Regions from separate parts of the Homo sapiens genome. Here region 2 is linked to region 1. The links are chromatin loops, found by intact Hi-C in ENCODE. Cell type or tissue: A673. All regions are shown on one strand. Links, peaks and the distances in the headings refer to the core of each region. The heading gives the core; the rest is flanking DNA.

Region 1 (10,488 bases), core at 843-8,842:
TCTATAGGATCATTCCCCACAATATATCAACATGCTGTTGTTGATCCTGTCTTTAAAAACACTTATATACCTTGTCCTAATGCCACTTCCTTAACTAGCAATCACTTCATTGTTCCCCTTGGCAGAAAATTTTTCAAGAGAATTCTTGATTATTTACTTCAATGCTCATCCAATTGTCTCTTTCTCTCTCTCTCTCTCTCTCTTTTTTTTTTTTTTTTTTTAGTTTTTTTGAGACAGAGTCCCGCTCTCTCACCCAGGCTGGAGTGCAGTGGTGGATCTCGGCTCACTGCAACCTCCACCTTCCAAGTTCAAGTGATTCTCCTGCCTCAGCCTCCTGAGTAGCTGGAACTACAGGTGTGTGCCACCACGCCCAGCTAATTTTTGTATTTAATGGAGATGGGGTTTTACCATGTTGGCCAGGCTGGTCTCGAACTCCTGACCTCAGGTGATCCACCCACCTCGGCTTCTCAGAGTTCTGGAATTACAGGCATGAGCCACCACACCTGGCCCCAACTGTCTCTTAAACCCTCTCCAATCAGACTTTTCCCCCACACTCCACCAAAATGGCTCTTGGATAAACAAAGGATCCTAAAAGTAGCAAGAGAAAAGAAACAAATGACCTACAATGGAGCTCCAATACGCTTGACAACAGACTTTTCTAAGTCGAAACTTTCTCAGTGGAAACCTTACAGGCCAGGAGAGATTGGCATGACATATTTAGTTAGTTAGTTAGTTAGTTAGTTAGTTAGTTAGTTAGTTAGTTAGTTGAGACGGAGTCTTGCTCTGTCGCCCAGACCAGAGTGCAGTGGTGCGAACTCTGCTCACTGCAAACTCCGCCTCCTGGGTTCACGCCATTCTCCTGCCTTAGCCTCCCAAGTAGCTGGGACTACAGGCGCCGGCCACCACGCCGGGCTAATTTTTTTCTGTATTTTTTTTTTTTTTTTTAGTAGAGACGGGGTTTCACCGTGTTAGTCAGGATGGTCTCGATTTCCTGACCTCGTGATCCGCCGGCCTCTGCCTCCCAAAATGCTGGGATTACAGGCGTGAGCCACCACGCCCGGCTGACATATTTAACGTACTAAAGGAAAATAACCTTTTATCCTAGAATAGTATATACAGTGAAAATATCCTTCAAACATGAAGGAGAAATAAAGACTTTCTAAGACAAACAAAAGCTGAGGGATTTCATCAATACCAGACCTGTCCTACAAGAAATGCTAAAGGGAGTAGTACTTCAATCAGAAAGAAAGGACATTAATAAGCAACACATAATCACCTGAAGATACAAAACTCACTGGTAAAATAAGAACACAGAAAAACACAGAATATCATAACACTGTAACTGTGGTGTGTAAACTACTCTTATCCCAAGTAGGAAGACTAAATGATGAACCAATAAAAAAAAAAAAAAACTGCAACACTTCAAGATATAGTCAATACAATAAGATATAAATAGAAACAACAAAAAGTTAAAAAGCAGGGGGATAAAGTTAAGGTGTAGAGATTTTATCAGTGTTCTTTTTGCTTGTTTATTTACGCAAACAGTGTAAAGTTGTTATCAGATTAAAACAAAGGGTTATAAGATAGAATTTGCAAGCCTCGTGGTAACCTCAAACCAAAAAGCATACAATGGATACACAAAAAACAAAATTGCTCTTGTCAAGGACATTAATGACCTCCATGTGCTAACCTCAGTGTAGCACATGGAGATCAAATCTCAGCCATCATCTTCCTTGACTTATTAACACCATCTGGTGCAATTTATCATACCATCTTCCTTGATATCTTTTTCACTTGGCTTCCAGTTCACCATGCTCTCTTAAATTTCCTCCTACTTCTCTGGTTGCTCCTACTCAGTCTTGTTTTTTGGATGCTCCTTTTCTCCAAGAACTGTTACTATTGGCGTGACCCCGACTGAATCCTTGATTTTCTTTTCTAAGTACATTCATTATCTTGGTAATCTCAATTAATAGCATGGCTGTAAATACCATCCACGTGCTGCTCACTCCCAAATTTATATTTTTAGCTTGAACCTCACTCCTAATATCCAGTCAAACATATCAGAATGCCTATTCAACATATGCAAATAGATGGCAACAAACATCTCAATACTTTTGAAAGTTATGATCTTTTCTTTAATCCATTTTCTTATCCTTCTTGTTTCCCAGTTTAAAACTCTTGAAGTCATCCTTGATTCCTTTAATTCTCTGAAACTCCACATATAGTTCATTAGTAAATCACCTCTACCTTCGAATTAGCAAACTTCTACCTCCTCTTCTGTTACTGCAATTGTGCCCCAACTGGTCTCCTTGCTCCCACCCTTGCCCTTCCTTCTTCTCACTGCTTATTGGTAATACAGCAGCCAGTAATTATTTTAAAATGAAAGACCTGGTAACACCTCTATTTGGAAGCTTCCATTTCACTCAGAGTAATACCCAAACTCCTTACAAAAGACTTAGCCTGAGTGACCTGACACCTCCTCCACCTTGTGCCTCTGTCATCATCTACTATTACTCTCCTCTTCTTTCATTAGGCTACAGCCTTGCTGGAATCTTTGCTGTCTCTCTGATACACCAGGCATGCTGTCACCCTAGGGCCTTTACAGTGTTTATTCCCTCTCCTGGACCACACTTTTTTCAGACAGCCCCTCGGCTACCTCTTTTACCTTCAAGTCTTTGTTCAAATGCCATCTTCTCAATGAGACCTAATCTGAATGACGTTAGAGAATATTGCAACCTGTACCTCCTCACACCAGCATCTCCAATTCCCTTGGCATGCTCTGTTGCCCTAAGGCATTGAATTGTCTCCTAAAATACTGTATAACATACTCATTATGTTATTGCTTTTTGTTTTTTTCTTTCTCCTGTCCAGTAGAATTTCAGCTCCATGAGATAGGGGTTTTTGCCTCTTTTGTTCACTGAGGTAACCTAAGCATTAGACAGTGCCTAGCACACAGTAGGTGCTCAATACATATGTTTTAGGTCAGGCACTGTGGCTCATGCCTGTAATCCCAGCACTTTGGGAGACTGAGGCAGGCGGGTCGCTTGAGTCCAGGAGTTCGAGACCAGCCTGGGCAACATGGCAAAACCCTGTCTCTACAAAAAATACATAAAAATTAGCCAGGCGTGGTGGTGGGTACCCATAGTCCCAACTGCTTGGGGGGCTGAGGAGGGAGGATTGCTTGAGCCCGGGAGGCCGAGGTTGCAGTGAGCCGAGATCACAATGCTGCACTCCAGCCTGGGTGACAGAGTGGGACCCTGTCTCAGAAAAACTAAAACTAAAACCCAACCATATGTGTCAATTGAATTTTTATCCCCAAATCATTTATCACCTTAATTCTGGTCTAATATTCCAAGTTCTTTCAGAAGTCTCTACTTGAATGTCCTTAAGACAACTCAAACTCAGTATGCCCCAAGTCAGACTCATTTTCCCCATCAAATTCGTTCTTTCCCCTGTTTTCCTAATTGGATTCATAGCATCGATAACCATCCAGTCAGCTATGGGAGACGCCACCAGGGTCATTCCGCATTTTCAGTTTTGGAACAAGTTCCTAGCCCTCTCCTAATGCTAATAAGCATTTGATATTAATACTGAGCCTTTAGCCACACATGCAAATACTATGTTTTTCATTGCTTTAGTCACTTAGTCTCTTGGGGATTACTGTCCACGGGTTTGTGTATTGGTCTGCTAGGGGTGCTATAACAAAATCCCACAGATTGGGTGGCTTTAACAACAGAAATTTATTTTTCACAAATTTACTTCTCTGGAGGCTAAAAGTCCAAGATCAAATTGCTGGCAGGGTTGGTTTCTCCTGAGGTTTCTCTCCTTGGCTCACAGAGGGCCACCTTTTTGCTGTGTCCTCACGTGGTCTTTCTTCTGTGCACATATACTCCCGTTGTCTTTTCCTCTTCCCATAAGGACACCAGTTCTATTGGGTTAGGGCCCCATTCTTGTGACTTCATTTAACCTTAATTAACTCCTCAAAGCCCTATCTCCAAATATAGCCACATTAGGGATTAGTCCATCAATAAATGAATTTTGAGAGGACAAAATTCAGTCCATAACAATTAGACACAATGCTTTTCTGTCCCTTTAAAATTATTCCTGTTTTCAAAAGTTCATTCTTTGTGCATATGCAAACTTTGTTCTTTTCTTTCTATTTTCCATCTGTTTTGAATAATCTCTATTCTTGGCTTTATCATAAACAAATGTATGCCTGCTAAAATAGCTTTTCCCAATACTCTTACTGTTTTGCATTTATCAGGTGTGGATGGAGTTAATATTTGTAAAACATTTTCTAAAAATAGAGAAAAGCAGCTAACAGAGTCAAGAACGGAACACTTCATGGCCCCAAATAACCAACTATGACTACTAATGCCATCTGTTGGCAGCAACAGAAATTGCATGTTTTTTATCTGGATAGTAGCTTTGTTCAGATCTATCACGATCTACGTGCTGAAAATTTGAAGGTAAAGAAATCCCTGTATTCTCTTCCTTTACCTTCCATATTCCTGTCTGTGACAGTAAGCAGCCCAGCAGGAAGGTTAATTGAAGAGAATTCAATGAAGGGACTAAATACAGAGGTGTGTCAAGAGTAACAATAACCAAGGACGGTGAAGCACCCAGTGACTAACAACGAAGAGAAGCTATTACCATCCCTGCAACTGAAGAGACAGAGCAGGGAATGGAAGGGCTGAAATCAGAGAGAACTGAAGGATTGCCCAAAAGAAGCTGTGGTCATAAGGTAAAGGAAACATAGTTTGGCTGAGCGAGTAGGGGGAATAAATACCCAAATCTTTCTCTTCTCCTACTATCTATTCTCCCAAAGTCAGAGGAGCAAAGAAACTCAGATAATGCAATCTGTAGGTCGACGTAGGGCAGAGAAGGATGGAGAATGAATTTGGAGGGTTAGCCAGTGTCTTGATCTGTTTTGTACTGCTATAGTGAAATACCTGAGGCTAGGTAATTTATAATGAACAGAAATTTATTTGGCTCACAGTTCTGGGGGCTAGAAAGTCCAAGGTTAAGGGCCTTCTTGCTGCATCGTCCCGTGGTAGAAGGCAGAAGGGGAAGAAAGCACACATGTGAGAGAAGAAAGGGAGCCAAACTCCTTTTTATTAGGAACCTACTCCCATGATAACTAACCGACTCCCTAGATAATGGCATTAATCCATTCATAAGGGCAGACCCCTCATGACCTAATCACCTCTTAAAGGTCCCACCTCTCAACATTGTTGCATTGGGAATTAAATTTCCAACACATAACTTTGGGGGACATGACGAAATCATAGCAGCTAGTGAATAGTTAGCATAACTTCCCTTCACAAAATGAATTGTCCTCTCTTCTATTTTATGTACAGATTGAGTTCTTAAATGTCTCATCCATGGTTGTAAGTATTCCAACACAAAAAAATGTACTTAAGAGGAACTAATAAATACATATTTTTGAATAAATAAATGAATACTCATTATTTATCTCCATGACTTAAAATTTTGCTGGAGGAAAAAATGGCAACTGTACTCTATTTTATGTTATGCCTTATGCCCAATGAATTCCATCGAAATTCAATACATTAAATTCCAATCCTGAATACAATAAATACAACAATAAAGCAAACAAGATCATTTTTCCTGATTCCTGGCTATATGTTTATATGAGAAACAAATTTAAATAATAAGAGAAAAATCCCCACAGTTTGCCTTTTAAAAATAAAATTTGAAGTATATTTTAAGAATAATAATAGCTCACTTATCTTTTCTTTCAGCGTTAAAAGTTCTTACAAAGGCTTTAAATGAAAGTGAAGAGTTATGTTTATCTTCAAAAGTAGTACTAAAGTCAACACTGAAAGCCCTTGAATGTAGTCCAACAGTTGAACTTTAATAAACAAACAGCCTGTTGAAGGCAGGCAGATTAAAAGTCTCCAGTATACTACAGTTTAATTAGCAAGTACTGTTACAGCCAGGGTCTATACCTCCTTCCCCCAGACACAGAGAAATTATGTTTATGATGACTGGTGTTCCTTTGTTCTGACCATTATAACTGTCAATCACTAAACTGTGGAAGTTGTCTGATATGACATTTAAGACAAACATACAAGTATACTCATCAACTGCAGTCTAATTACTACAGTTGGCTTAATGACAGGGTTGCATCAATTTTTTAGTAGTACTATCAGTCTTGAAATCCTAAAGCAGATAGTCTAGCAGATCTCCAAATGTCATATTCTCTTGTATATTTCCAACTTGGGGAAAGAGAGCATGATGACTCAAGATTGTTTCCTTGGTATTTTGTTGTTATGGAAAAAGGAGCATTTATAATCTATTAGACATTTTTGAGGGCACAAATAACATGAAAATGATATTTCAGTGAAAAATGTACATTTTGCTTGGTTATTATTGCTAAGTGCATTGTTCAGCAAATGTTCTGCTGTATTGAGTTTCAGGCATCACTTGAATTATATTATGGTGAGATTTGTGATTAAGGTAAGCTAACTCAAAATGACAAGCCAAGGGCTTTTAAAACCCACATTTCAATGAAATCTGGCAGCACAAAAACAGCTGCTCTAAGTCTGCTCTTCTAATATTTCAAAGGAAGAATAGCAATGGATTTCTGATACCATATGTGCCAACTGCAGAAATTCTAGAACAGCCTGAGAGACCATGGGTGAAAGGTCACCCTCTGCCTTATACAGATGGCATGTTTAATTATTAAAGAGCAATTTTAATCATTTAATCATTTCAGACCTTGAAATGAAAGGTCTTCTCGGGTATCTCGAAGCTTGTTGCAACCTAAACTCTGCTGTCAAACTTCTAGGGAGCCAGAAAGTAACATATGTGATTTCATATCCTAACTTGATTTACATTCTCACGTGAGTTGAATTTGTTTTACAGGCTGTCGAAAACATTTCTTGGAAAAAAAAAGTTGAAGGTCATGTCTTTAGCAGAGAATTTAAAGTTAAATCTAAATCCAGACTGAAGTCAGTCTTGAATTCCTCAGGAGGATGGCCCTTTCTTTCAGCAGAATTGTTTGTAGTTCTGTTGAAAATTTCATATCTAGCCTCAAAAATATTTTCAGAAATAGTCTCTATAGCTTTTTCCACTATTAAAAATAAACAACACTAGCAAGGTGTCTGGTATGTAATGTTCAATAAATGTTAGGCCCTCCTCTCCTCCCTTCACCAAATGCATGCATGCATGCATGCATTCACGTGCAAACACTGGAATTCATGTTTATGTGATTTTGCAAGAACAAGTGGAATGAAATCAAGGATAGCTCAACCATTCTTTAAAATCAAAATCCAATACAAAGTTTTGAATTCATATTTTTTAGATGAAGAAAATAATATAACTGAGCTAATAATAATAAAAAATATTGAGCAAGTGACATCAGCAACATGGCAGAATAGGACTTTCTAGTGCTTGTCCCTCCATAGAAACATCAATTAGAATAGCTACCCATGCACAAAAATACCTTCACAGGAGATGAAGGTTAACAGACAAAACTACTAAAAAATAATAATAGCTATAATTATTTCTTAAGGGATACAAATATAAAAAGATGTACATTGTGACACTAAAAACAAAATGTGGATGATGTGGGGTAAAAGTATAGAGTTTCTGTATGCAATCAAAGTTAAATTATCAGCTTAAAATAGACTGTTATAACTATAAAATATTTTATGTAAGCCTCATGGTAACAATAAAGCAAAACCCTACAGTAGATACATAAAAGACAAAAAGCAAGGAATCAGGCTGGGCATGGTGGCTCGTGCCTGTAATCCCAGCACTTTGGGAGGCCGAGGCAGGCAGATCACTTGAGGTCAGGAGTGCAAGACAAGCCTGGCCAACATGGTAAAACCCCATCTCTACTAAAAATACAAAAGTTATCCAGACATGGTAGTGCACACCTGTAATCCCAGCTACTCAGGAGGCCGAGGCAGGAGAATTGGTTGAACCTGGGAGGCAGAGGTTTCAGTGAGCCGAGATCATGCCACCGCACTCCAACCTGGGCGACAAAGCGAAACCGTGTCTCAAAAACAACAACAACAAAGGAATCAAAGTATGCCATAGAGAAAAATCACCTAATCACAAAGTAAGACAGCAAGAGACATACAAGCACCTAAATATAGAAAGCAAATATTGATAGTTGTAAAGGGAGACATAGGCAATAATACAATAATAGTAGTGGACTTCAATAACCCACTTTTGACAATGGGCAGATCATCCAGATGGAAAAAAATATGGAAACATGACTTAAACAACACTTTAGACCAAATGGACCTAATAGACATAAACAGAACATTCCATTCAAACAGCAGCAAAATACACATTCTTCTCACGTGCACATGGAACATAATCCAGGATAGATCATATGTTAGGTCACAAAACAAGACTTAACAAATGTAAGAAGACTGAAACCATATCAAGTATCTTTTCCAACCCAAATAGTATGAAACTAGAAATGAATTGCAGGAGGAATTTGAAACTTTCACAAAAACAGAGATTAAACAACATGCTCCTGAACAACTAATGGGTTAAAGATGAAATTAAAAGGGAAACCAAAATATACTTGAGACAAATGAAAAAGGACACACAACATACCAAAACTTACGTCATGAAGCAAAAACAGTTCTAAGAGGAAAGTCTGTAGTAATAAATGCCTACATCAAAAAAAGATCTCAAATAAACAGCTTAATATTATACCTCAAGGAACTAGAAAAAAAAGAAATTAAGTAGAAAGAAGGAAATAATAAAGATTGGAGCAGAAAAAACAAAATAGACACTAGAAAATCAATAGAAAAGATCAAGAAAACTTTTGAAAAAATAGCCAAAATCAACAAACCTTTAGCTAGACTTTGGAAAAAGGACTCAGAAATGAGAGAGGAGACATTACAACTGATATCACAGAAATACAATGATTATAAAAGACTGCTATGAACAATTGTATGCCACAAATAGAACAATGTAGAATAAATGGATATATTCCCAGAAACATAAAACCTACCATGGTTGAATTATGAAGAAACAGAAAATCTGAACAGATCAATAATGCGTAAGGTGACTGAATCAGTAGTCAAAAATCTCCCATCAAAGAAAAGCTCAGGACCTGATGGCTTGACTTCATAGTCTACCAAACATTTAAAGAAGAGGTAATAGCAATCTTTCTCAAATTCTTACAAAAAATTGAAAAAGAGTGAATAATTCCAAACTCATTTTATGAGCCCAGAGTTATCCTGAAACCAAAGTCAGACAAGGACACTATTAAAAAAAAAAAAAGAAAATTATAGGCCAATATTCCTGATGAACATAGATGCAAAAACCCTCATCAAAATACTAGCAAGCCAAATTCAGCAGCACATTAGAAGAATCATTCACCATGATCAAGTGGGAGTTATTCGTGGGGTGCAAGGATGGCTCAACATATGCAAATCTATAAATATGATACACAACATTAACAGAATGAAAGACAAAACCATATGATCATCTCAATAGATGGAGATAAGGCATTTGACAAAATTCAAAATTCTTTCATAATAAAAATTCTCAACAAATTAAGTATAGAAGGAATGTGCCTCAACACAACAAAGGCCATATATGACAAAACCACAGCTAACATCAAACTCAACAATGAAAAGTTGAAAGCACTTTCTCCAAGATCAGGAACAAGACAAAGATGCCCATTCTTGCCACATCTGTTCAACATAGTACTGGAAGTTTTAGCCAGAGCAATTAGAAAAGAGCAAGAAATAAAGGGCATTCAAATTAGAAAGGAAGTAGTGAAAATATGTCTCTCTGTTTGAAGAAAACATAGTATTACAATATATTTTAAAAAATTAAAGACTCTACCAAAAAACTGTTAAAACTAATATAGAAATTCAATAAAGTTGTAGGAAACAAAAATAACATACAAAAATTAGTAGCATTTCCATATACTAACAATGAACTATCTGAAAAAGAAATTTTTAAAATGCCATTCACAATAGCTACAAAACATTTAAAAAGTTAAAAATAAATTTAACCAAGAACTGAAAGACTTGTACACTGAAACTATAAACATTGATGAAAAAAAAGACACAAATAAATGGTAAGATATTCCACGTTCACAGATTGGAAGAATTAATATTGTTAACCTGTCCATACTACTCAAAGCAATCTACAGATTAAATGCATACCTATCAAAATTTCAATGACATTTTTCACAGAAATAGAAAAAATAATCCTAAAATTTGTATGGAACTCTTGAAGACCCTGAATAAACAAAGCCATCTTAAACAAAAAGAACAAAGTTTAAGGCATCACACTACCTGACTTCAAAATATACTACAAAGTTATACTAACCAAAACAATTTTAACTGGCATAAAACAGACACACAGACCAAGGGAACAATATAGAAAGCCCAGAAATAAACCCAGGCATTTACAGTTAGCTGATTTTCAACAAAGGTGCCAAGAACACACAATGGAGAAAGGAAAGTTCCTTCAATAGAT
Region 2 (10,488 bases), core at 920-8,919, 170 kb before region 1:
TTTTATTCGCTCAAGGAACACTGAACAGCTTGTAGGAAGCTCCAAGGTAAAATTTGTCTATCCTTACCGTAAAATAAATGGAACAGTAGCAATCTCTGTGTATTCCTTAAACATAAACTATGGTGATTCCATTTGTATTAATTGGGCCTTAAGTCAATGAATTGTTACAAATAAAAATAAACAAAATTTCAGAAACTAGTTAACACCACTGACCCAAATTTGGTTTTTAATTGTTTGCATATATCTAAGAAATTTTACCATGAGGTACATATTAAAAATTAATAATTATTTCTAACTTACGCATAAGCCAAAATGCTCACTTTTATCATGGAAGCAAAATTTACTTCTGAAAATAGTCAACATAAATAATATGTAAACATACAGAGTTTTGAGACAGACTAACATCCTCTCATGTTCTATGAATCAAAATGCAAAAGTCTCCATACTTACGTAAATGAACACATTTTCATTAATTTGGGACATATTGATATTATATGACTATGTGCATACCTATGTACACTGCAAAACAATTTTTTTTTTTTTTTGAGACAGAATCTCGCTTTGTCGCCCAGGCTGGAGCGTAGTAGCACAGTCTCGGCTTACTGCAACCTCCACCTCCCAGATTCAAGCAATTCTCCTGCCTCAGTCTCCCGAGTGGCTGAGACTACAGACTACAGGCATGTGCCACCACACCCAGCTAATTTCTGTATTTTTAGTAGAGATGGGGTTTCGTCATGTTGGCCAGGCTGGTCTCGAATTCCTGACCTCAGGTGATCCGCCCACCTCGGCTTCCCAAAGGTCTGGGATTACAGGTGTGAGCCACCGTGCCCAGCCTGTAAGACAAATTTTCACAATGTTTCTAGTGACAACATATTTTCTAGCCCCAACTACTGGAAAGAAAATAAAAAGTATAAAAACTAATTTTCCTTTTTTAAAACAAGTAAAGCTTTTAAGTGGAAAAATAGAGCCAACACTCCTCATTACAACATGGACTGGGCACTAAAAGGTTCGGTGTCAAAAATGTCTTCATTCCCCAGTATAATAAAAGATATAAGAGCATTCTCTCTAGTCTGGAAGTCAGATTATCTTTACTGTTTTGTCTTAAAAACTGCTTTCCAGGCTACAAGATAGCCATGCTGGTTAAATTCCTTCTACTGCCAACTTTATACCTGATGTAACCATATAGGTTGGCATCTTGCAGCGCCACACCCATGATAACCACTGCCAATCACTTTACTCCAAAAAAGAAGAGGGCACTAAAGGCAATTACCACCCACAGCACTGAACAGGCAATAAATCCCAACCAAAAGATCCTTGATTCAGCCTCTGAGACAGTTTTGTTATCTTGAGGGGATGCCTTCCTGGACTCCCAGTGGCTCTTCCTGGACACCCAGTGGTTCTTCTCATCTTCATCAGTATGATTCCACCAATGCAGGTCCACCATCAGTCTACCTGTGACAGTCTTCACTGCCCCCAAATCACATGGCAACAAGAGAACTGTCACCATCCACGCAGTATAGCTGCTGCTGAGCAATTCACAGAGAAGATGGATTATAACTGCATGCACTCAAAAGAGTAAACAGAAAAATTACGCTATTGGGTGTCTAATTTTTTTTTGGTCTATTGTTTTTAATCCCCTATTCTGAGAAGCATTTTTGGTCTACTAAGTTGTCTTCTCTTCTGCATTGAAGGGTGAAACACCTTCAGTGTCATCATTACTGTCCTGCTGCAACATGGCAGCCATGCACTAGTTCCTTGATCTTCATCTTAAATGGATTCACCTTCAGTGACCTTTTTCCAGTGCCATTTACCCTTGAGCTTCCTGTATCTTTCTAGCTCCAATTAATGAGCAACATTCTAGCCAGATCTAGGCAGACTAAAATCATGTGCTTGAAGGGACTTTCTGCTGCGAAACCTCGTAACCCAGTCCCCGAGGGCCTTTCTTAGTACCAACTGTGTACACTGTGCACTACTCTTTTGCCTCTGAGCTTTGTGGTCCACTCCAAACCAACTGCTGAACAAGACACAAAAGTCTCCCCAGTCTATAAGTCTTCATGGGTTTGGTTGTTAATCACTAAGAAACAGATAAACATGGAACTGTCAAAAAATCCTTACAATAGTGGCCCCTAGTCTAAGGATCTTAACTGCTTCCCAGAAAGGTAAAACATACTCTGCTTTTATTCACTCATTAATACTACCCCACCACTACCATACTTCCCCACTCTACCTCATACCTTATCATTAGCCAAATCCCTTCCTCCAAGGTGGTCTGCTCTCCCTAAATGAAAATGCAAGTGAAGCAGAACGGTGGGTCTCAGGTGGACAGTCTGCCTTTCTGAGGAGCCCTGGCTAAGAGTCACCATGTAAGCAAGGCATTTTCTACATGTCCAGTCATTCATGAAACATCTGCTGTGACTTATCACATCATGACTTACCTTATCAGTGATAATGTAGATCACCCAACAAATTCAGAAAAGTTATGTGAGCAGCTTAGAGAAATAAACCAAGACCAGAAGGCAGAAATCCTTGATTCCATGCTGCTTCCATGAGAAGGGGGGTTCTGAATCCTATCAGAGTACCACCACCTTTTGATAGTAAGTGTTTGTAATATACAGAGATGGTATGCATGCAGAGAAAGAAAAACAACATAAAGTCCAAAATGTAATATAAAAAGAAAATAAAAGAGATTAACTTTTATTGTCTTTCATATGTGTGATTTAGGTACACACACACACACACACACACACACACATACACACCCCAAGATGTAAATACTCAGAGATAACACCACCAAATGATTTAATGATGTAGTGAGATGCTTGCAACCACTTTTAATGGGTAAATTTGGATTTTAAAAAAGTAAAAAAAATTCACCTGAATATTCTCAACAATTTTTATTGGATAATTTAGAATAAGGGCTAAATTTGTATGTACACACACACATATACATAACCATCATATTTCCTACAAACGTGTATTAGTGCAGTTATATACATAATAATTCAAATACCACAAACATCACTGCTACTAAGGATGGGATTTGCCAGAATGGTAGACGTTACTTTGTAATGTTGCTAATAAGTCAAAGTACAACTTTTGAAGTACTCAGCAGCTGCATTTCTGAAAATTTCAGAATACAGTCATGTGTTGCATAATGACATTTCAGTCAACAAAAACTTCATATATAATTCTGGTCCCATAAGATTATATTATCATATTTTAACTATACCTTTCCTATGTTTAGATACACAAGTACTTACCATTGTGTTACAACTACCTACAGTAACATACTATACAGGCAGCCCAGGAACAATAGGCTATACCATATAGCTTAGGTGTGCAATAGGCTATACCATCTAGGTGTGTGTAAATATACTCTATGATGTCTGTACAACAAAAAAGCTGCCTCATGACACATTTCTCAGAATGTGCCCCCATCATTAGTGATGCATGACTGTATGTGTATTAAAACTGGACATACATAAATATAGTTGTCTTTAAATGTTAAATGGAGTTGGGTTTTTGTTTTGTTTTTTGTGGTTTTGTGTGTGGTGTTTTGTTTTGTTTTGTTTTGTTTTGTTTTGTTTTGTTTTGTTTTGTTTGAGACAGTGTCTCGTTCTGTTGCCCAGGCTGGAGTGCAGTAGCACTATCTTGGCCGCTATCTTGGCTCACTGCAACCTCTGCCTCCCAGGCTTAAGTGATTCTTGTGCCTCAGCTTCCCAAGCAGATGTGATTACAGGCGCACGCCACCACGCCTGGCTAATTTTTGTATTTTTAATAGAAATGGGGTTTCACCATGTTGGTCAGGCTGGTCTCCAACTCCCGGCCTCAAGTGATCCACCCACCTCGGCCTCCCAAAGGACTGAGATTACAGGTGTGAGCCACCGCACCCAGCCAAGTTAGGTTTTTGGTTTAGGTAATTACAAATAGGTTTTTCATCAATTGAATCTCCAACATGGACATTCAAAGATTTTGCAAAAGGCATCAAATAAGCATTCACTTAGTTAGCTGTTCTGTACACTACAGAATGTCTGGCACCCTTTAACCCCTGCCCACCAAACACCAGTAGCACACTTCATTATTTGGGACAACCAGTAGTTCCCATCAATTTCCAAAACACTCCATTAGAGGGCAGTACCACTCCTACTGAGACCCACTGAATAAAGGCATCCTAAAAGTATTGACTAGGGACAGACAGACACCAGACCCAGTGCTAGTGAGACACTAGGGACAAAGTGATTAAAAATACAGAGCAAGAGCTTAGAGCACAGTGGGGAAAGTGACATTAAACAACTGTCCAAGTAATTATGTCAATACAAAATACTATAAATGCCATGAAGGAAAGCTATAAACTGCTAATTTAGATGGTGGGGTGGCATCAGACTTGAGGAGTTTGTGAACTACTAAAATTCTTTTATTAACTTGGAGACATAAGTAGGGTTGGCAGCTGTATAATTTTGCCATGAAAGGTCATTTAAAAATATTAATAATAACTATCATTTGTAATTGCCGTAGTAGCAAGAGGCAGTAATGAAATCATCTCTGAATTTAAAAAAATATATATAAAACAAAAAAGTACTTTTAGCTTGGTGGAAAACCTCACTACATTTTTTTTAATGTCTTTGCTGCAGGCTGGTATAAGACAGCAGCATTTTGCTATCATATACTAGATCTCTACGTGGTCTCTGGACCAGAGTCATCAACATTACCTGAGAGTCTGTGAAAAATGCAAACTTTCATCTCAGACCTACTGCATCAAATCAGTCTCACTCTCTCTCTCTCTGTCTCTCTCTCTTCTTAAGGGTCAGGGTCTCACTCTGTCGCCAAGGCTGGAGTGCAGTGGTGGGTGTGATCATAACTCACTGCAGCCTGCAACATCTGGACTCAAATGATCCTCCCGCCTTGAGTCTCCTGAGTAACTGGGACTACAGGCACGCAACCCCATGCCTGTCTAAGTTGTTTTTTAAATATATATATATTTTTAGAGACAAGGTATCTCACTATGTTGCCTAGGCTGGTCTCAAACTCCTGGCCTCTACTGATCCTCCTACATCAGCCTCCCCAATCACTGGAATTACAGGCATGAGCCACTATGCCTGGCCCAAATTTCATCTTAACAAGATCCCCAGGTGATTCACATCCACACTGAAGTTTGAGAAGGACTGTGGCAGAATAGATCATATGGACCCTCAATGGCTGAAATTCAGCCATAGCCATCTACATTTAAGAATCAGTAATGGCCTTTAACACTTGGAAGTGATTGAGGAGTCCTGGAAAAATCAGGGTGAAAAATGAAACAGAAAGCAGGCAAGCTGCTATAACAAAAGTTATCTTGGGGTGGGAAGGAAAGCAAACAAGCTAGAATCCTAAAAAATCACCTTTCTGGCCAGGCACGGTGGCTCACGCCTGTAATCCCAACACTTTGGGAGGCTAAGGCAGGTAGATTACTTGAGTCCAGGAGTTCAAGACCAACTTGGGCAACACAGCAGAACCCCGTCTCTACAAAAATAAAAATAAAAATTGCCATGCATAGTGGCACACACCTGTGGTCCCAACTACTTGGGAGGCCGAAGTGGGAGGATCACTTGACCCTGGGAGGTCAAGGCCGTAGTGAGCCATGATTGCACCACTTGTACTCTGGACTAGTAGAGCAAGACCCTGTCTCAAAAAATAATAATAATTGAGAAGAAAAAAATGAAGTGCAAATCACAAACAAAAAGCATTCACAGCTTTGCAGTAGATTTTAGGAGCATAAAACTGAGTTGCACGGCTCCTATGTGGGAGAATCCCTCCAGGGATTTCGCTAAATGCTGAGTCTTGTCCTGACTGCTACTCCTACCATAAGACAAAGCAGTTTTTATCACTATTGGTCAAGAATTCAGCCTGCTGTTTAGGTGACTTCAGTAGCACCTGTTTAGGTGCTACAGTTGAATTCACGTTCTGAGATCATTAATCCCACAATTAGTTTTTCTAACAAAGGAAATCTCTCTAGAAATGTGTTAATTATGAGCAAAGACATGAGGCCAGATTCATGTCTCTTTTCTAGGCCACTTTGATGGGAAAATAATTGCCAGTATAACGCAATGCTTTTTATAGTAAGAAGAAAAGTTACAGTAAAGATCTGTGCTAGCTGGGCACAGTGGCTCATGCCTGTAATCCCAGCAGTTTGGGAGGCCAAAACACGAGGATTGCTTGAGCCCAGGAGTTTGAGTCCAGCCTGGGCAACACAGTCAGACCTCTGTCTCTACAAAAAATTTTTAAAACTTAGCCAGGTGTGGTGGCATGCGCCTGTAATCACAGCTACTTGGGAGGCTGAGGTGGGAAAATCACTTGAGCTTGGGAGGGTGACACTACAGTGAGCCATGATTGCACCACTGCACCCCAACCTGGACAAAAAAGGAGACCCTGTCAAAAAAAAAAAATCTGTGCTGACCAATAGTAGCCACTAGCCACATGTGGCTAATGAGCACCTGAAATGTGGCTAGTCTAAATTGAGATGTATAATAAAGTACACAAGCAGATTTTTAAAGCAATACAAAATAAGAGTAAAAATCTCAATAATAACTTTAATGTCCAAATTATATTTTTATATATGGGGTTTTTCAAGTATAATAAAAGTAAAGTTATCTGTTTCTTTTACTTTTCTTTTTTTGTTTTGTTTTTGTTTTTGTTTTTTGCTGTTTTTGTTTTGTTTTGTTTTTTGAGACAGGGTCTCATTCTATCACCGAGACTGGAGTGCGATGGTGCAATCAGAGCTCACTGCAGCCTCAAACTCTGGGCTCAAGTGATCGTCCCACCTCAACCTGTGGAGCAGCTAGGACTACATGACAGACACACATCACACCTGGCTAATTTTATTTTTTTGTAGAGATGAGGTTTCACTATATTGCCCAGGCTGGTCTCCAACTCCTGGGCTCAAGCCATCCTCCCACCTTAGCCTCTGAAAGACCTAGGATTATAGGCCTGAGCCACAACACCTGGCTTCTTTTACGTTTTTAACGTAACTACAAGAAAAATGTTAATGACATGAAATTTGCATTATGTATCTATTGAACAGTGCTGGTCGAGAAGCTCATTAGAATTATACATGCATCAATCTTCAGTTTAGATTATAATCTATAGATAAATTATAGAAATTACAGATAATCACAGATAATCCTAGAGAATAACTGCAGAAAACATGAATTTTGGAGGTAGCCAAACAAAAAGAGGTGCTTGGCAGTATTGATCTCTTCATTTTAACAACAGCTGAGTAAGAGAGCCCTTTCAGAAATGTCTGCCTGAGGGTCTCTAAATTTATACCCAAAGAAGAGAGAAACATCAAGTATTTAATAAAAATAGCGCTGGGGGAGGAACTGATAAAAACTGAGGTGCAATCACAGTGATGACCAGTTCTCTCACAGCCTAGGAATGTAGGGGTGGAAAAGATAAACAAATTCCACTGACAATAGCCAATAATTTCCTGGTCTAAGGCATTCAAATAACTAAACCTTCCCGCCTCTAAGTAAATGGGAAAGTAAAACCACAATCCCAATACTCGCCTCAGATCAAGAATGGTGCTACCAGTGGAAGTCACAGAAAGATTGTATTGATTTGCAGAGGTATAACTATAAATTAAAATTAACTCATAGTTCTTCTTCCATAGTACAAAGAAAAATGGAAAAGCTCCCATGGAATTAAAAAGTAGATTCAGAAATCATTGTTTAAATAGCAAGACCTCCACACACAGTGTTAAAACATCTCCAATAATGGAAAATGGTGCTGGGTCAGATTCAGTTTGGGAATAAGACTACGAGTACGAAGAAAAGCAAAGTAGCTAAAGCCATCTCCAATCTAGGCAGATTCCTCTCATTCCTGGCCGGGGGAACAATCCCATCACTTAGGAAATCTGGACCTCTGCCAGCCTGCTGCTTCTGTAGCATGCTGGGGGATGGGTGAGGAGGGTTTGGAAATGTCTGGGCAGCTGGCTTTTATCACAAAGCCTTCTCTCTTAGAAAGGCCTATAATGAATTTCCTAGACATGATATAACACAATATTTTAAGTGATTAATAGTGCAAAAATATTACATTTAAAATACTACATTTAAAAAATGAATGTCCAAGGTATAAGAGATCAATAATTACACAAATTAAATGTGATGCAAATATTAAAATAAATGTATTTTAGTGGTTTTTGAATTGCTTTCATTAGGCTTAACTTCAAAACATCTAAATAGGAGAGGAAGAAACTAACCAACTGAAAGCTTAATGTACATGGCAGGTACTACCGTAACTTATTCCACTTAAAAATAACCTTTTTTAAAGACAGAGTCTCGCTATGTTGCCCAGGCTGGAGGGCAGTGAAGCCATTGCAGCTCACTTCGGCCTTGCACTCCTGGACTCAAGCCATCCCACTGCCTCAGCCTTCTGAGTAGCTAGGACAATGGGCATGTGTCACCACGCCTGGCCAGGTTTTTTTTTATTTTTTAGAACTGGGGTCTTGTTATATTGCCCAGGCTTGTCTCAAGCAGTCCTCCTTCCTTGATCTCCCGAAGCACTGAGATTATGAGCCACTGTGCCCAGACACAATTAACTTTTAGTAGAGAATTTACTATGAGCCATTCGCCGTTTTAAGTGTTTTACACGTTTTGAAACTGTTGTGATCCTATCAACTCTATGAGCTAAGTATTATTAGCATCCTCCTGTTCGAGATGAGGAAGCTGAGGCATCGAGATGTTAAGCTTCACATAGCCAAGGAGTGTTGGAGCCTGGATATGACTGACTACAGGTTTATGACACCAAGCAGCTGGTTCCAGCATCCTGACTTATCGCCCTATAATATATGAGACTGCCTCACAGCCTTCACTCGCAGATGAGGACGCTGAAGCTCAGGGAGATTAAGCAACTGTCTGTTCATGGTAACAAAGCTACTAAGTGGTGGAGCAGAGTTTCAAATCCATATCTAATGCTAAATCCTTCTCATAAGCAGCTTCCTGTTATCACCAAACCTCTGCTCCAGTTTGTAATACTGTCAGAAATATCTCATTTTCTCCTATTCTCAGGGGATGGTTGCTAGCCACTTCTCTCTCTTTCCTCTTAGCCAAACTGCCAGTACTGCCTCCACAGTTTGAGCTGTTGGCTCTTGAGGTACCTAAAGAATACAAAATAGGATTTATGTTTCTCACTGCTATGTAAACTTAAGCATTCAGGTCCATAAATCTAGAACACAGAAACACAGAATATAGAGAACAAAATGCGTTTGTCTGAATAGAAAATTAGAAAGTGACTCATTATTTGTCATTAATGTTATGAAATAGAAGAAATAACTACCTTTTCGAAATCCACATTGCTAGGGTTTCTAGGTCACATACCTCCCCTAATCTGATGCTGAATGCAATGTCTTTAAATCCTGACCTTTTCAGGAGAAGCAGAATAAGGGGGTGAGGGTGAGAGGGCAGGAAACCTGGGTCCCAGACAAAGCTCCACTGTGAGAACAGAAGACTGTGGCCTGGGGAACAGCACTTACCTTCCCTGAGTACAATTTCCACCTCTACAAAACAGAGATGAAACTACATGTCCACTCCTTCACAGGGCTGTTTTGTTGCAAAAATTCACTGAAATATCATATGAAATTGTTTTGTAAACTATGAAGCCCTACAAAATATGTATTATAAATATGCAATGACACTCCTGCCTAATCTTAGCAAGCATGAAAAGGGGTTTCAGGGCTTCTGATGATGACAAAGAGGAAGACAGCAGTCTGTGCCTCTAATCCCACACACCCAGTAACCCAACCTTCCAGATGAAATCTTCACTGGACTTTCAGGTTCAGGAGCTGTGTTTTAAAACAACAGTGAGAGATAATAAGCACTGATTTAAATAAAAGGCTTGAAAACTCCAGGAAGGCATTATCACCACTGTAACTGCCATCCTAATCAAACCTCTGAGGGATGGCTCAGGATGCTCAAGGGGAAAGTTAATTGCTAGACTTTCTGATCAAGTGTGAGACGGTGAAAATTTTACCTTAAAATCACTGAAAAAAAACCTGATATTCACAATACTTACATATTCTACTTTTTAATAAATTGAAAAAGAAAACTTAAAAAAACAACTAATACCTTAAAATCTAATATTCAGAACACTTCAGGTTTTCCTTTTCAGTTGTGCTTTTTTTCCTTCCTTCTTTCCCACTATTGCCATGCCAGTATCCCAGTCTGCCATCAACCCTGCCAAAGAGATGCATATATACAGAGAAAAGCCCTTTAAAGAAAGCAAAGTAACTATAAAGATATCAAAATTCAACTAAAGAAACAGCTGCCCATTTCTTAAAATAAAAGATGTCTAATTATTGGTATTCATGTGGTCAGCCTACACCCCCAGAAGGGCACAGATCCACTCTTTCAGTCACAGCAGAAATCCTTTTAAGCCATTTGACATCCTGCACTGTGCAGTTTTAGACCTACGTATATGTCTGGGTTAGAGGAAAAACACATGATCACAAACTCTATA

The links. Peaks named below come from ENCODE experiments on the same cell type or tissue, not always from the same donor. Only the 100,000 strongest peaks of a DNase experiment are listed, where the experiment ranks them.
Region 2: a loop joins it to region 1, with 4 times the contacts of the local background. A loop is called at or near these places in 63 of 110 quality-filtered maps.

Annotation. Positions count from the first base shown.
Region 1 is chr7:90,449,513-90,460,000 of GRCh38, reverse strand. No RefSeq gene overlaps it. Among named protein-coding and RNA genes, the nearest start is that of PTTG1IP2, 15 kb to the left of the region's middle. In A673, for the core only: CTCF peaks have their summits at 4,195 and 4,401 (motif pointing left); a DNase peak (open chromatin) is centred at 4,370; H3K27ac peaks cover 701 bases.
Region 2 is chr7:90,623,153-90,633,640 of GRCh38, reverse strand. All of the region lies in intron 2 of CDK14 (cyclin dependent kinase 14), which reads right to left. It also overlaps the pseudogene TVP23CP1. Among named protein-coding and RNA genes, the nearest start is that of CDK14, 32 kb to the right of the region's middle. In A673, for the core only: a CTCF peak has its summit at 4,123 (motif pointing right); DNase peaks (open chromatin) are centred at 4,150 and 7,900; H3K4me3 peaks cover 1,228 bases; H3K27ac peaks cover 2,677 bases.